Linked DNA regions of Homo sapiens: region 2 is linked to region 1. Evidence: chromatin contacts called from ENCODE Hi-C or POLR2A ChIA-PET data. All regions are on one chromosome and are shown on one strand. The core of a region is the stretch at or near the end of the contact, and the rest is flanking DNA. Distances in the headings are between cores, read along the strand shown.

Region 1 (6,848 bases), core at 4,039-6,538:
AGGCATATTGCCTGTAATCTCAGCACTTTCAACAACAACAATAATAATAATAACGGGCCAGGCATAGGCATATTGCCTGTAATCTCAGCACTTTCAACAACAACAATAATAATAATAATGGGCCAGGCATAGGCATATTGCCTGTAATCTCAGCACTTTCAACAACAACAATAATAATAATAATGGGCCAGGCATAGGCATATTGCCTGTAATCTCAGCACTTTCAACAACAACAATAATAATAATAATGGGCCAGGCATAGGCATATTGCCTGTAATCTCAGCACTTTCAACAACAACAATAATAATAATAATGGGCCAGGCATAGGCATATTGCCTGTAATCTCAGCACTTTCAACAACAACAATAATAATAATAATGGGCCAGGCATAGGCATATTGCCTGTAATCTCAGCACTTTCAACAACAACAATAATAATAATAATGGGCCAGGCATAGGCATATTGCCTGTAATCTCAGCACTTTCAACAACAACAACAATAATAATAACGGGCCAGGCATAGGCATATTGCCTGTAATCTCAGCACTTTCAACAACAACAACAATAATAATAATGGGCCAGGCATAGGCATATTGCCTGTAATCTCAGCACTTTCAACAACAACAATAATAATAATAACGGGCCAGGCATAGGCATATTGCCTGTAATCTCAGCACTTTCAACAACAACAATAATAATAATAACGGGCCAGGCATAGGCATATTGCCTGTAATCTCAGCACTTTCAACAACAACAACAATAATAATAATAATGGGCCAGGCATAGGCATATTGCCTGTAATCTCAGCACTTTCAACAACAACAATAATAATAATAATGGGCCAGGCATAGGCATATTGCCTGTAATCTCAGCACTTTCAACAACAACAATAATAATAATAATGGGCCAGGCATAGGCATATTGCCTGTAATCTCAGCACTTTCAACAACAACAATAATAATAATAATGGGCCAGGCATAGGCATATTGCCTGTAATCTCAGCACTTTCAACAACAACAATAATAATAATAACGGGCCAGGCATAGGCATATTGCCTGTAATCTCAGCACTTTCAACAACAACAACAATAATAATAATGGGCCAGGCATAGGCATATTGCCTGTAATCTCAGCACTTTCAACAACAACAATAATAATAATAACGGGCCAGGCATAGGCATATTGCCTGTAATCTCAGCACTTTCAACAACAACAATAATAATAATAACGGGCCAGGCATAGGCATATTGCCTGTAATCTCAGCACTTTCAACAACAACAATAATAATAATAATGGGCCAGGCATAGGCATATTGCCTGTAATCTCAGCACTTTCAACAACAACAATAATAATAATAATGGGCCAGGCATAGGCATATTGCCTGTAATCTCAGCACTTTCAACAACAACAATAATAATAATAATGGGCCAGGCATAGGCATATTGCCTGTAATCTCAGCACTTTCAACAACAACAATAATAATAATAATGGGCCAGGCATAGGCATATTGCCTGTAATCTCAGCACTTTCAACAACAACAATAATAATAATAATGGGCCAGGCATAGGCATATTGCCTGTAATCTCAGCACTTTCAACAACAACAATAATAATAATAATAATGGGCCAGGCATAGGCATATTGCCTGTAATCTCAGCACTTTCAACAACAACAATAATAATAATAATGGGCCAGGCATAGGCATATTGCCTGTAATCTCAGCACTTTCAACAACAACAATAATAATAATAATGGGCCAGGCATAGGCATATTGCCTGTAATCTCAGCACTTTCAACAACAACAATAATAATAATAATGGGCCAGGCATAGGCATATTGCCTGTAATCTCAGCACTTTCAACAACAACAATAATAATAATAATGGGCCAGGCATAGGCATATTGCCTGTAATCTCAGCACTTTCAACAACAACAATAATAATAATAATGGGCCAGGCATAGGCATATTGCCTGTAATCTCAGCACTTTCAACAACAACAATAATAATAATAACGGGCCAGGCATAGGCATATTGCCTGTAATCTCAGCACTTTCAACAACAACAATAATAATAATAATGGGCCAGGCATAGGCATATTGCCTGTAATCTCAGCACTTTCAACAACAACAATAATAATAATAACGGGCCAGGCATAGGCATATTGCCTGTAATCTCAGCACTTTCAACAACAACAATAATAATAATAACGGGCCAGGCATAGGCATATTGCCTGTAATCTCAGCACTTTCAACAACAACAATAATAATAATAACGGGCCAGGCATAGGCATATTGCCTGTAATCTCAGCACTTTCAACAACAACAATAATAATAATAATGGGCCAGGCATAGGCATATTGCCTGTAATCTCAGCACTTTCAACAACAACAATAATAATAATAATGGGCCAGGCATAGGCATATTGCCTGTAATCTCAGCACTTTCAACAACAACAATAATAATAATAATGGGCCAGGCATAGGCATATTGCCTGTAATCTCAGCACTTTCAACAACAACAATAATAATAATAATGGGCCAGGCATAGGCATATTGCCTGTAATCTCAGCACTTTCAACAACAACAATAATAATAATAATGGGCCAGGCATAGGCATATTGCCTGTAATCTCAGCACTTTCAACAACAACAATAATAATAATAATGGGCCAGGCATAGGCATATTGCCTGTAATCTCAGCACTTTCAACAACAACAACAATAATAATAATAATGGGCCAGGCATAGGCATATTGCCTGTAATCTCAGCACTTTCAACAACAACAACAATAATAATAATAATGGGCCAGGCATAGGCATATTGCCTGTAATCTCAGCACTTTCAACAACAACAAACAACAATAATAATAATGGGCCAGGCATAGGCATATTGCCTGTAATCTCAGCACTTTCAACAACAACAACAATAATAATAATAATGGGCCAGGCATAGGCATATTGCCTGTAATCTCAGCACTTTCAACAACAACAACAATAATAATAATAACGGGCCAGGCATAGGCATATTGCCTGTAATCTCAGCACTTTCAACAACAACAACAATAATAATAATAATAATGGGCCAGGCATAGGCATATTGCCTGTAATCTCAGCACTTTCAACAACAACAATAATAATAATAATGGGCCAGGCATAGGCATATTGCCTGTAATCTCAGCACTTTCAACAACAACAACAATAATAATAATAATGGGCCAGGCATAGGCATATTGCCTGTAATCTCAGCACTTTCAACAACAACAACAATAATAATAATAACGGGCCAGGCATAGGCATATTGCCTGTAATCGCAGCACTTTCAACAACAACAATAATAATAATAATGGGCCAGGCATAGGCATATTGCCTGTAATCTCAGCACTTTCAACAACAACAACAATAATAATAATAATGGGCCAGGCATAGGCATATTGCCTGTAATCTCAGCACTTTCAACAACAACAACAATAATAATAATAATGGGCCAGGCATAGGCATATTGCCTGTAATCTCAGCACTTTCAACAACAACAACAACAATAATAATAATGGGCCAGGCATAGGCATATTGCCTGTAATGTCAGCACTTTCAGAAGCCAAGGAGGGAGGATTGCTTGAGGCCAGGAGTTCAAGACCAGCCTAGGCAACATAGGGAGACTCTGTCTCTACAAAATTTTTTTTTTAATTTAAAAATTAACAATGCATGGTGGCATGCACCTGTAGACCTACCTACTAGGGAGGCTAAGGCAGAAGGCTCACCTAAGCCCAGGATTTCAAGGCTGCAGTGAGCCATGATCATGCCACTGCACTCCAGCCTGAGTGACAGAGTGAGACCCTATCTCTAAAAATAAAAACAATAAAAATTTAAAATAAAAAAAAAATGACTGGAAGCATATACATAAGTTAATAATTACTACTAGGTAACAATACTTTGAGTTATAAGTTTTTGTTAATCTATTTCCCAATTTTACTACAATGGATTTCCAGTGTAATAACATCATGTTTTTAAAAAACAATGATGTTCTACTTCAAAAATAAAAATGCCCTCACTGTTAAAAAAGATTTCAGACTTTTTACAAAAGGAAAAATTATAGAACAACCTACAAATTTAGAAGTATTTTTAAAAATTATTATTTTGCTGCTTTGGGAATACGCCATTTTTTAAACCTCCTTCCTCACATTTTATTTAAAAAGGAATTATTCAGACTCATACTAACACAGATTAGGGATTTATTTTCCCCTGCCCAAAAGTGAAAATTACCTGAAGTCCAACTATATATAGAAAAGTTATTATGGCTATTAATTTTTTAATTCAATATAAGATGGTTTCTTCCTTTACGCCTTCTTAAAATGATACATTATTTAGAAAAGTAAAAAATTATCAGTAGTCACCTAGGTCAGCTAAAAATAAGTAACACTGTGTCTCTACATCACTCTCTCCAGCTATGCCTCCATGGCAGCCAATGATTTTTATCACGTATCTTTTACAGCAAGGCAACAGTTTCCATGGAAACCACAGGGCAAATATCCATTATTGCTGCCAAGGACTTTTATAAGCACACATAAGCTGAGATAACCGCTTACTCTCTTTTACTAATATTTTTAAATTAAGCAATGGTTAGCTATTCTGATTCTGGTTTTGTTGTGTTTGTTGTCTCTATGAACAGATCTAGAGATGAGTGAAAAATCAAGGAATTTTTTACCCCTTTAGCAACAAATGAACTCTCAAAATCAGGGGAGCAGGAGAGAAAAGACCCAGAAAGTCACTGAGCCAGCATACATACCAGACAATGTCATCCCATACAACAGGGCAAATCAGAACAGAAATCAGTGACGCACTTAAATACAAAGGATGAAATTCTCTTCCACCAGCACGGCAGAGCACGTAGATTCACTGGGGCCAAGATGCTGATTAATCAGTGAAAAAAAAGATAACCAACAAATCATAAAACTAAAAAAGTAGTCACATACCTCTCTCAACATACTGTTCTCTTTTTCCTTCTGCTCCAAAAGGCTTTCTAGGTGATGAACGTGCATCTCTGCCTCTGCCAGTCGTCTTGTTCTCTCATGGTCTTCCTCGGTAGCCTTGGCAGAAAGTCCTTTGCTCTGCAACATTTCCAGAAGCTTCTTAATGGATTCATCCCGAGCATTTAGGGTCTGCTTTTGAGTCTCAATACGCAGCTCCATTTCCTCCAATGTCTTTCGAAGAAGAAACAGCTCTTTGGCCTGCCGCTCATGCTCAGCATGAAGCCTCTGAAAGTTCTCCTCTGTCAGCTCTGCTACACAAGGTTCGCCAGTCCTGCTGCTACTATCCTGCTGAAACAGCTGATTCAGGTCCCTCTGGATCCGCAATTCATCCTGGAGAGCCTGGATTGTCATCTGCATGTGCTAGAACCAAGACAAAAAGAAAACCCCCAAATCAGCTTTCCTCCTCAAGTAGCAAATCAGAGCAGCCTGCAGGAATCAAAAATAGCTACAAGAAATCTGCATCTAGCAAATTAGGATTCACCTTATTCTGTTTTACAGGTCCTTAAAAAATGATTGAGATAATATGCAAAATGTCAGTAATTTAACTTCAGTTTATTCTCAACAGGAAGCAAAATAAGTATGGCACTCACTCCTCACTTTGCATAAACTACAATAAAGACACTGTTCAAAATTAATAGAAGATATTAACACGGAAACTAAATTTGAGGGAATGTGGGAAATGGGAAATCTACAGGAATATGAATACATTCTTTCAAAAAATTTCATCAAAACAGCCGGGCGTGGTGGCTCACACCTGTGTAATTCCAGCACTTTGGGAGGCCAAGGTGGGCAAATCAGCTGAGGTCAGGAGTTCAAGACCAGTCTGACCAATATGATGAAACCCTGTCTCTACTAAAATACAAAAGTTAGCCGGGCGTGGTGGCGTGTGCCTGTAATCTGAGCTACTCGGGAGGCTGAGACAGGAGAATCGCTTGAACTTGAGAGGTGGGAATTGCAGTGAGCCAAGACTGCACTCATTGCACTCCAGCCTGGGCAACAAGAGTGAAACTCTGTCTTAAAAAAAAAAAAAAAAAAAAAATTTTTTTTTTTCATCAAAAAATACAAAGGATGGCCAGGCGCGGGGGCTCACACCTATAATCCCAGCACTTTGGGAGGCCGAGGCAGGCGGATCACCAGGAGTTCAAGACCAGCCTGGCCAACATGATAAAACCCCATCTCTACTAAAAATACAAAAATTGGCCAGGCACGGTGGTTCACGCCTGTAATCCTAGCACTTTGGGAGGCCGAGTCGGGCACATCACGAGGTCAGGAGTTCAAGACCAGCCTGGCCAACGTGGTAAAACCCCGTCTCCACTAAAAATAGAAAAATTAGCCAGGCATGGTGGCACGAACCTGTAATCCCAGCTACTCAGGAGGCTGAGGCAGAAGAATTGCTTGAACTGGGAGGTGGAGTTTGCAGTAAGCCAAGATCACACCACTGCACTCCAGCCTGGGTGACAGAGCAAGGCTCCGTGTCAAAACAAACAAACAAACAAGCAAAACCGAAGGACAGCGAAATACAAAATGACTTTTAAGTATTATAAACATTAAATAATAAATATTAACATTTAACAAGTAGTTTGTATATGCCAGATTGTACCACACATTTTTTATGTTATTTAATCTTCATTATGACACATGGACTCTTTTTTTATTTTACTGTAGTAAAAACCCTTAACATGACATCTACTTTCCTAACAACTTTTAAGTGTACAATGCATTACTGCTGACTACAGGTACAATGTTATACATCAAATCTGTAGAGTTTATTCATCTCAACCAAAAGTTTATATTCCTGTTGATTAGTAACTCTCCATTTCCCCCTACC
Region 2 (7,163 bases), core at 4,532-7,031, 450 kb after region 1:
TTGTTTTGATTTGTATTTGTCTAATGACTGGTGACATTGAGCCTTTTTTCATGAAGCTTGTTGGCCATTTGTGTGTCTTCTTTGGAGAAATGTCTACCCTAGTTCCTTCTCCTTTTTTGAATTGAGTTGTTTGGTTTTCTCGCTGTTAAGTTGTAGGAGTTCTTTATCTATTCTGGATATTAATTCCTTAACAGAAATATGGTTTACAAATATTTTCTCCCATTCTGTAGGTTGTCTTTTCACTCTTTTATTTTTTAATTTTTATTTATTTATCTATTTATTTATTTATTTATTTGAGATGGAGTTTTGCTCTTGTTGCCCAGGCTGGAGTGCAATGGCATGATCTCAGCTCACCACAACCTCTGCCTCCCAGGTTCAAGTGATTCTTCTGCCTCAGCCTCCCGAGTAGCTTGGATTACAGGCACGTGCCACCACGCCTGGCTAATTTTGTGTTTTTAGTAGAGACGGGGTTTCTCCATGTTGGTCAGGCTGGCCTCGAACTCCCGACCTAAGGTAATCCACCCGCCTCGGCCTCCCAAAGTGCTAGGATTACAGGCGTAAGCCACCACGCCTGGCCTATTTATTTATTTATTTTTATACAGAGTCTCGCTCTGTTGCCCGGGCTGGCGTGCAGTGGCACACTCTTGGCTCACTGCAACCTCTGCGTCCCAGGCTCAAGCGATTCTCCTGCCTCAGCCTCCTGAGTAGCTGGGATTACAGGCACCTGCCACCATGCTCGGCTAATTTTTTTGTGTTTTTATTAGAGACAGCGTTTTACCATGTTGGCCAGGCTGGTCTCGAACTCCTGACCTCAGATGATCTGCCCGCCTCGGCCTCCCGAAGTGCTGGGATTACAGGCGTGAACCGCCGCGCCCGGCCCCTTTTCACTCTTTTAATAGTGTCCTTTGGTGCGCAAGTTCTGTATTTTGATGAAATCTAATTTATCTGTTTTTTTCTTTTGTTGCCTGCAATTTTGCTGTCATATTCTAGAAATCATTGTGAAGTCCAATGTCATGAAGATTTTTCCCCGTGTTTTCTTGTAAGAGTTTTACAGTGTTAACTCTCAAGTTTAGGTCTTTGGTTCATTTTGAGTTAGTTTCTGTATATGGCATAAGGTAAGGGTCCAGTTTCATTCTTTTGTATGTGGGACTATCCAGTTTTTCCAGCACCATTTACTGAAAAGATTATCCTTTCCCCATTGAGTGGTCTTGGAAGCCTTGCTGAAAATCAGTTTACCATATAGGCAAGGGTTTATTTTGGGGCTCTATTCTATTCCACTGGTCTATATGTCTGCTCTATTGCATTTAAAGAAGTATACAGGGGCCAGGCCTGGTGGCTCATGCCTGTAATCCTAGCACTTTGGGAGGCCGAGGCAGGCAGATCACCTGAGGTCAGGAGTTCAAGACCAGCCTGGCCAACATGGCGAAACCCTGTTTCTACTAAAAATACAAAATTTAGGATGTGGTGGCACGTGCCAGTAATCCCAGCTACTCAGGAGGCTGAGGCAGGAGGATCACTTGAACCGGGGAGGCGGAGGTTGCAGTGAGCCAAGATCATGCCATTGCACTCCAGCCTAGGCAACAAGAGCAAAACTCCGTCTCAAAAAAAAAAAAAAAAAGTATATGGGGACTGGGTGTAGTGATTGACACCTGTAATCCCAGCACTTTGGCAGGCCGATGGGGAAGGATTAGCCTGAGACCAAGAATTCTAGACTGGCCTGGGCAACATGACCAGCTCCTGTCTCTATTTTTTAAAAAAGAAGTGTATGGTTTCTTCCAACCTCTTGTACTTATACCATTCCCTCAAAGAGAAAGAGAATTAAGAGGAAATGTCTTAAACACAAAGGAATTTAATGTTATGGTGCCCTGGGTCTGAATGCTCTGAAGAGGGCAACATTCTGGAGGTGCCAATTTTCAGATGAGCATTTAAAATGTCAGCGTTGGGCAAACATTTTATTTTGTCTTGAACTCATCCCCCCTTAATATCTTGGGTACGACCATTCTCTACATTTTCTCTCTGTGCTACTAAACTTAGAGGATGCAAGTCAGGATTGGGAGGAGACTGATTTTGTGTGTGTTTGGCCTTTACTGCAGAAGAAAAAGAACTGCAACTAGGCCGGGCGCGGTGGCCCATGCCTGTAATCCCAGCACTTTAGGAGGCCGAAGCAGGCGGATCACGAGGTCAGAAGTTCAAGACCATTCTGGCCAACATGGTGAAATTCCGTCTCTACTAAAAATACAAAAAATTAGCCGGCTGTGGTGGTGGGCGCCAGTAATCCCAGCTACTAGGGGGGCTGAGGCAGGAGAATCGTGTGAACCTGGGAGGCGGAGGTTGCAGTGAGCCGAGATCGTGCCATTGTACTCCAGCCCGGGAGACAGTGCAAAAAAAAAAAAAAAAAAAAAAAAAGAACTGCAACTAATCAACATTTATTTAGTGAGCACAACTTATGTGAGGCACTATAACTTACATAAGTTGTGCTGAACTCATGGTGGCTTATAGTCTATTGGGGGAGGTATATATATCAAGGCGTGACTTGGTAATTACTTGGAGAAGGAGAAATGCAAACTGAAGTAGTTGGCCAAATATCCTAAGGTAGGGTCTTTTGGTTTTGTTAAAGAAGAATAAATTCAGATTCAGGAATGAATGTGGAGAAAACTGGGAATGAAACAGGCAGGAATGAGTAAGCTATCTGGGACAGTGCAAAGGCCTTTCTGACCAGATCAGACGGTGTGTGTGGGGGAAAGCACAACTGGATAGGTGGGGTGGGGCCGAATTATGGGGGATTTTTAAATAACCAGGCAAAGGAATGTGTACTTGATTTAGCAGACAGTGGAAAACTCTAAAGTGGTTTGTTTTTTTTACACAATCTCACTCTGTTACCCAGGATAGAGTGCAGTGGGGCAGTCTTGGCTCACTGCAACCTCCACCTCCTGGGTTCAAATGATTCTCCTGCCTCAGCCTCCTGAGTAGCTGGGACTACAGGCATGTGGCACCACGCTCAGCTAATTTTTGTATTTTAGTAGAGACGGGATTTTGCCGTGTTGGCCAGGCTGGTCTTGAACTCCTGGCCTCAAGTGATCTGCCTGCCTCAGCCTCCCAAAGTGCTGGGATTACGGGCATGGGCCACTGGGCCCAGCCTCAGAAGTTTTTAAATGACATGATTTTTTTTTTTTGGAGACAGTCTCTTTCTGTTGCCCAGGCTGGAATGCAGTGGCACCATCTCGGCTCACTGCAGCGTCCACCTCCTGGTGGAACCAGTGATTCGCCTGCCTCAGCAACCCGGGTAGCTGGGATTACAGGCACGTGCCACCATGTCTGGCTAATTTTTGTATTTTTAGTAGAGACAGGGTTTCACCATGTTGGCCAAGTTGGTCTTGAACTGCTGACTTCAGGTGATCCATCCACCTCGGCCTCCCAAAGAGCTAGGATTACAGGTGTGAGCCACCGCGCCCGGCCTTGTTTTTTTTTAATGGAGGAGTGGGGCACAGTTTTAGGGAGGTTGGTTCAGGAAGGGATGCAAGATAGATTAGAGGGCAGGAATTGATTCAGTTCTCAGAGAACTTCCCTGGAAAAGAAAGTCCTAGATCTTTGCCCCAAGCCCAATGCCAGGCTGAGGTATATTTCACGACCTTTCTGATTGAAATCTACTGACAGAAAATACACTGGATCTAAGATCTTGTGAGATCTTGCCCAAGCTCAACCCGGCCCACTAACCTTTTGTGTTCATGGCATGAAATGCCCACACTTGGTTCTGGTTTGGGCTGGCACCCTCCCCGGCTTGCTTCACTGTGGTGCGATGTTTCCAAAGCTTCCACACTCCAGAAAGGGCTATAACTTCAGTTTCCTCATTTTTACAAAAGGTCAAGTTTTCAAAAGCTTAGATCCGCTGGGATTTGTCTATGTTGATGAAGATACATGAAAACTGGGGGACATTGCAGTTGACCTTTAGAACCCTCTCTCCACCCCCACCCCCATCTCCATTACCCCAGAGCTAAGCCTCCTCAGGACCTAGTACTTCTCTTCATTCAGTGTTTTCTCACACTGCTGAAAATTACCTGTGACTCATACAAGTGGTTCAAGCTGCTCAGTCCCAGACAGGAATGTTGAGTCTTGCCAGCTGACATGTTGGGGTCACAAGAAAGAGAGAGCAAGTGTCCTGTGGGCTGGAATCAGGGGAGATGCACAGACACCCTGTGAACATTCCAGAGTGCAGGGCTGAAGAATGGCCTGAATGGAGCCGTTAGGCTGATTTCCCTGTGGTCAGAGGCTAGCTGCAATTTTACCCTCCCTTCCCTGCCCAAACACTCCTGACACTGGAATTTCATCAAACGGCTACCGTGTTTGGTTTTCAACCAGGACAAACAAAGAAAAGAGATTTGTTTTCCTGTCTGCTTTTGCTGAATGGAATCTCTGATTCTACTTACCAGCGTGCCTCAGACACCCTGGGGCTGGTTAGGACTTTAAGCACACAGGAATCTCAGCTTTACTCAATCTTTTTCCATATCCTGAGCCCGAGTTCAGACTTCATCCTCCCGGGTCCCCCATGTCCCTTCAACGTCTGATTAATTCTCCAGTCAACTCCCTGCTAATAGTCCACCCACAAATTGCTATTTCAGCTGACCTTCCCCAAAACTTGAGCATCCTTACCAAATACCTTGGGCTTCCTCATAACCTGGTTATCTTCTCATCTGCATGCCTTTCTGGAATAATTTTGAAGTATTAAAAAAAACTCCTCTAATTGTCAAGGGCATGCAGGAAGCTCAGCCCCTAAGGAGCATTGCAGAAATCTGGAGTTCTACTCTGTTTATACCTAAATCTAGCCTTCCAGGAGTTTCAGATAGTTTCCTGGAAACATTTTGTGCTTTGTGTTTTTCACCTTTCTCTCTTAATTGAATATGGGGTGAGGAGCAAGAAAGGGGATTGTGAATTACAATTACAAACAGTACACACATAACACAGGGACAATCTTTGCATTTCTCATTTCTGATCCCAGGGATCAGAGGTAGAGGCAGGCCAGGCGCGGTGGCTCACGCCTGTAATCCCAGCACTTTGGAGGCCGAGGCAGGCGGATCACGAGGTCAAGAGATAGAAACCATCCTGGCCAACATGGTGAAACCCCGTCTGTACTAAAAATATAAAAATTAGCTGGGCGTGGTGGCGCGCGCCTGTACTCCCAGCTACTCGGGAGGCTGAGGCAGCAGAATCGCTTGAGCCCGGGAGGCGGAGGTTGCATTGAGCAGAGATCACGCCACTGCACTCCCGCCTGGTGACAGAGGGAGACTCCGTCTCAAAATAAATAAATAAATAAATAAAAATTTAACAAAAAAAGGTAGAGGCAGCTCTCAGGTGAGTAAATTCGCAGATGCCCACGCATGTCTGGAACATACCCCAGGGGTCATTAGAGACTGCCCAGCAGAGGCGGGAGGATCTTCCGTTTGCTTTTCCTTCAGAACGTTTGTCCGGAGAGCATCCTGTTCTGTTATATGCATATCCACCTCCGTCTCCAAATTACTAGGTTGAGCACAGTGCTCAGTGCCTGGCATTGAGTTAGAAATAGAAAATGAGCTGGCGAGTCCCGGCCCGAGGCTGTGACAGGGGCCATTACTGAGCCCACTCCCCACCAACCTTTCTGCGGTTTAACTGACTCTCCTCCTTCCCCTCCAGATCCCAAGGGCTTGACTCCTACCTCCTCTAAGGCATTTTGAAAAGTTTGCAAATGCACCCTTGATCCTAGCACGTACTTAAGAAGCGGCTCCCCCCTAGAACGTCAGGCTTGAAGCTGACCCCTTCTTCCTCCTCCCGCGCCATTTGGGTCTGTGCGCAGGGCCGGAAGCCTGCTGGGGAGGGGCACGAGGCCGGGCTGGGGCCTCTCCGGAGGGAGCCCGCCGCCCCGCCCAGGGCGCACGCACCCAGCCTCTGAGGGAGGAAGCTGAATGGGGCCAGAGGCTGGCCCTCTTTGGGGATTTGCATTATACAGGCTGTATTTAGAAGCAGCGGCGGGGAGCGGTGGCTCACGCCTGTGATCCCAGCATTTTGGGGGGCCGAGGCGGGCAGATCACCTGAGGCCAGGAGTTCGAGACCAGCCTGTCAACATGGTGAAACTCCGTCTGTGCTAAAAATACAAAAAAAATTAGCCAGGCGTGGTGGCCGGAGCCTGCAGTCCCAGCTACTCGGGAGGCTGAGGCAGGAGAATCGCTTGAACCCGGGAGATGGAGCTTGCAGTGAGCCGAGATCACACCACTGCACTCCAGCCTGGGCAACTCAGCGAGACTCCGTCTCAAAAAACAAAACAAAACAAAACAAAACAAAAAACCAAGAAAAAGAGAATAAAAAAAAATAGAAGCAGCTTTCTTGCTGATAGAAAGCAATGACCCTCTCTGCTATAATTACAACTGAAGAGTCACTTTCTTTCAAAAACTCTATTTTCAGATGTTTACCACTTTCTTTAAAAAGGAAAAAAAATTTGCCTCAAAGGCAGGCAGTCCCCAGGGCATTTCTGGTCTCCTGGGGAAGGAACCTAAGAGCGGTTTGGTAAAATTCCATTTTGCTATCTTGGCGTTACCTAAGGGCAAGAACTGAGGTGGGGCTTTGGTGACAGCAGGGGCTGAAGAGTGCTCTTTTTCATCATCCAGGGTGTCCAATTGTTTTGTTTCCCTGGGCCACATTGGAAGAATTGTCTTGCCCCACACATAAAATACAGCAACACTAACAATGGCTGATACACTTTTAAAAAATCGCAAAGAAACTTCATATATATATATATATATATATATATTTTTTTTTTTTTTTTGAGTTTTGCTCTTGTCGCCGAGGCTGGAGTGCAACGGCACGATCTCGGCTCACCACAACCTCTGCCTCCCAGGTTCAAGTGATTCTCCTGCCTCAGTCTCCTGAGTAGCTGGGATTACAGGCATGCGCCACCAGGCCTGGTTAATTTTGCATTTTTAGTAGAGACGAGGTTTCTCCATGTTGGTCAGGCTGGTCTCAAACTCCTGACCTCAGGTGATCCACCTGCCTCGGCCTCCCAAAGTGCTGGGATTACAGGCGTGAGCCACCATGCCCAACCAAGAACTCATAATGTTTTAAGACAATTTACGAATTTGTTTTGGGCCGCGTTCAAAGCCGTCCTGGGCTGCACGGGGCCCACAGGCTGTGGGTTGGAC

What was found. Hi-C counts contacts between places; a loop is a spot of excess contacts on that map. ChIA-PET counts read pairs that join two places held with the same protein, here RNA polymerase II (POLR2A). Pooled maps may share reads with other maps.
Region 2: a loop to region 1 is called in a pooled map, with 4 times the contacts of the local background. The contact joins the promoter of NINJ2-AS1 here to the enhancer-like site in region 1. A Hi-C loop is called at or near these places in 2 of 37 single-sample maps with no recorded cell type and 3 of 50 pooled maps. POLR2A ChIA-PET finds 5 or more read pairs at or near these places in 1 of 52 experiments (endothelial cell of umbilical vein).

What each region holds. Positions count from the first base shown.
Region 1 is chr12:1,081,696-1,088,543 of GRCh38, reverse strand. ERC1 (ELKS/RAB6-interacting/CAST family member 1) reads right to left here. Exons shown (of 19, transcript NM_178040.4): 3 at 4,964-5,380. Among named protein-coding and RNA genes, the nearest start is that of ERC1, 94 kb to the right of the region's middle. Within about 2 kb of position 5,288, at least 8 of the 41 ENCODE cell types and tissues checked have a DNase peak (open chromatin) inside an H3K27ac peak, as active enhancers do.
Region 2 is chr12:629,509-636,671 of GRCh38, reverse strand. NINJ2-AS1 (NINJ2 antisense RNA 1) reads right to left here and starts at 5,781. Exons shown (of 5, transcript NR_122124.1): 1 at 5,687-5,781; 2 at 4,425-4,458; 3 at 4,056-4,163. The region is part of intron 1 of NINJ2 (ninjurin 2); the gene reads left to right. RefSeq lists silencers at 5,756-5,855, 5,916-5,995.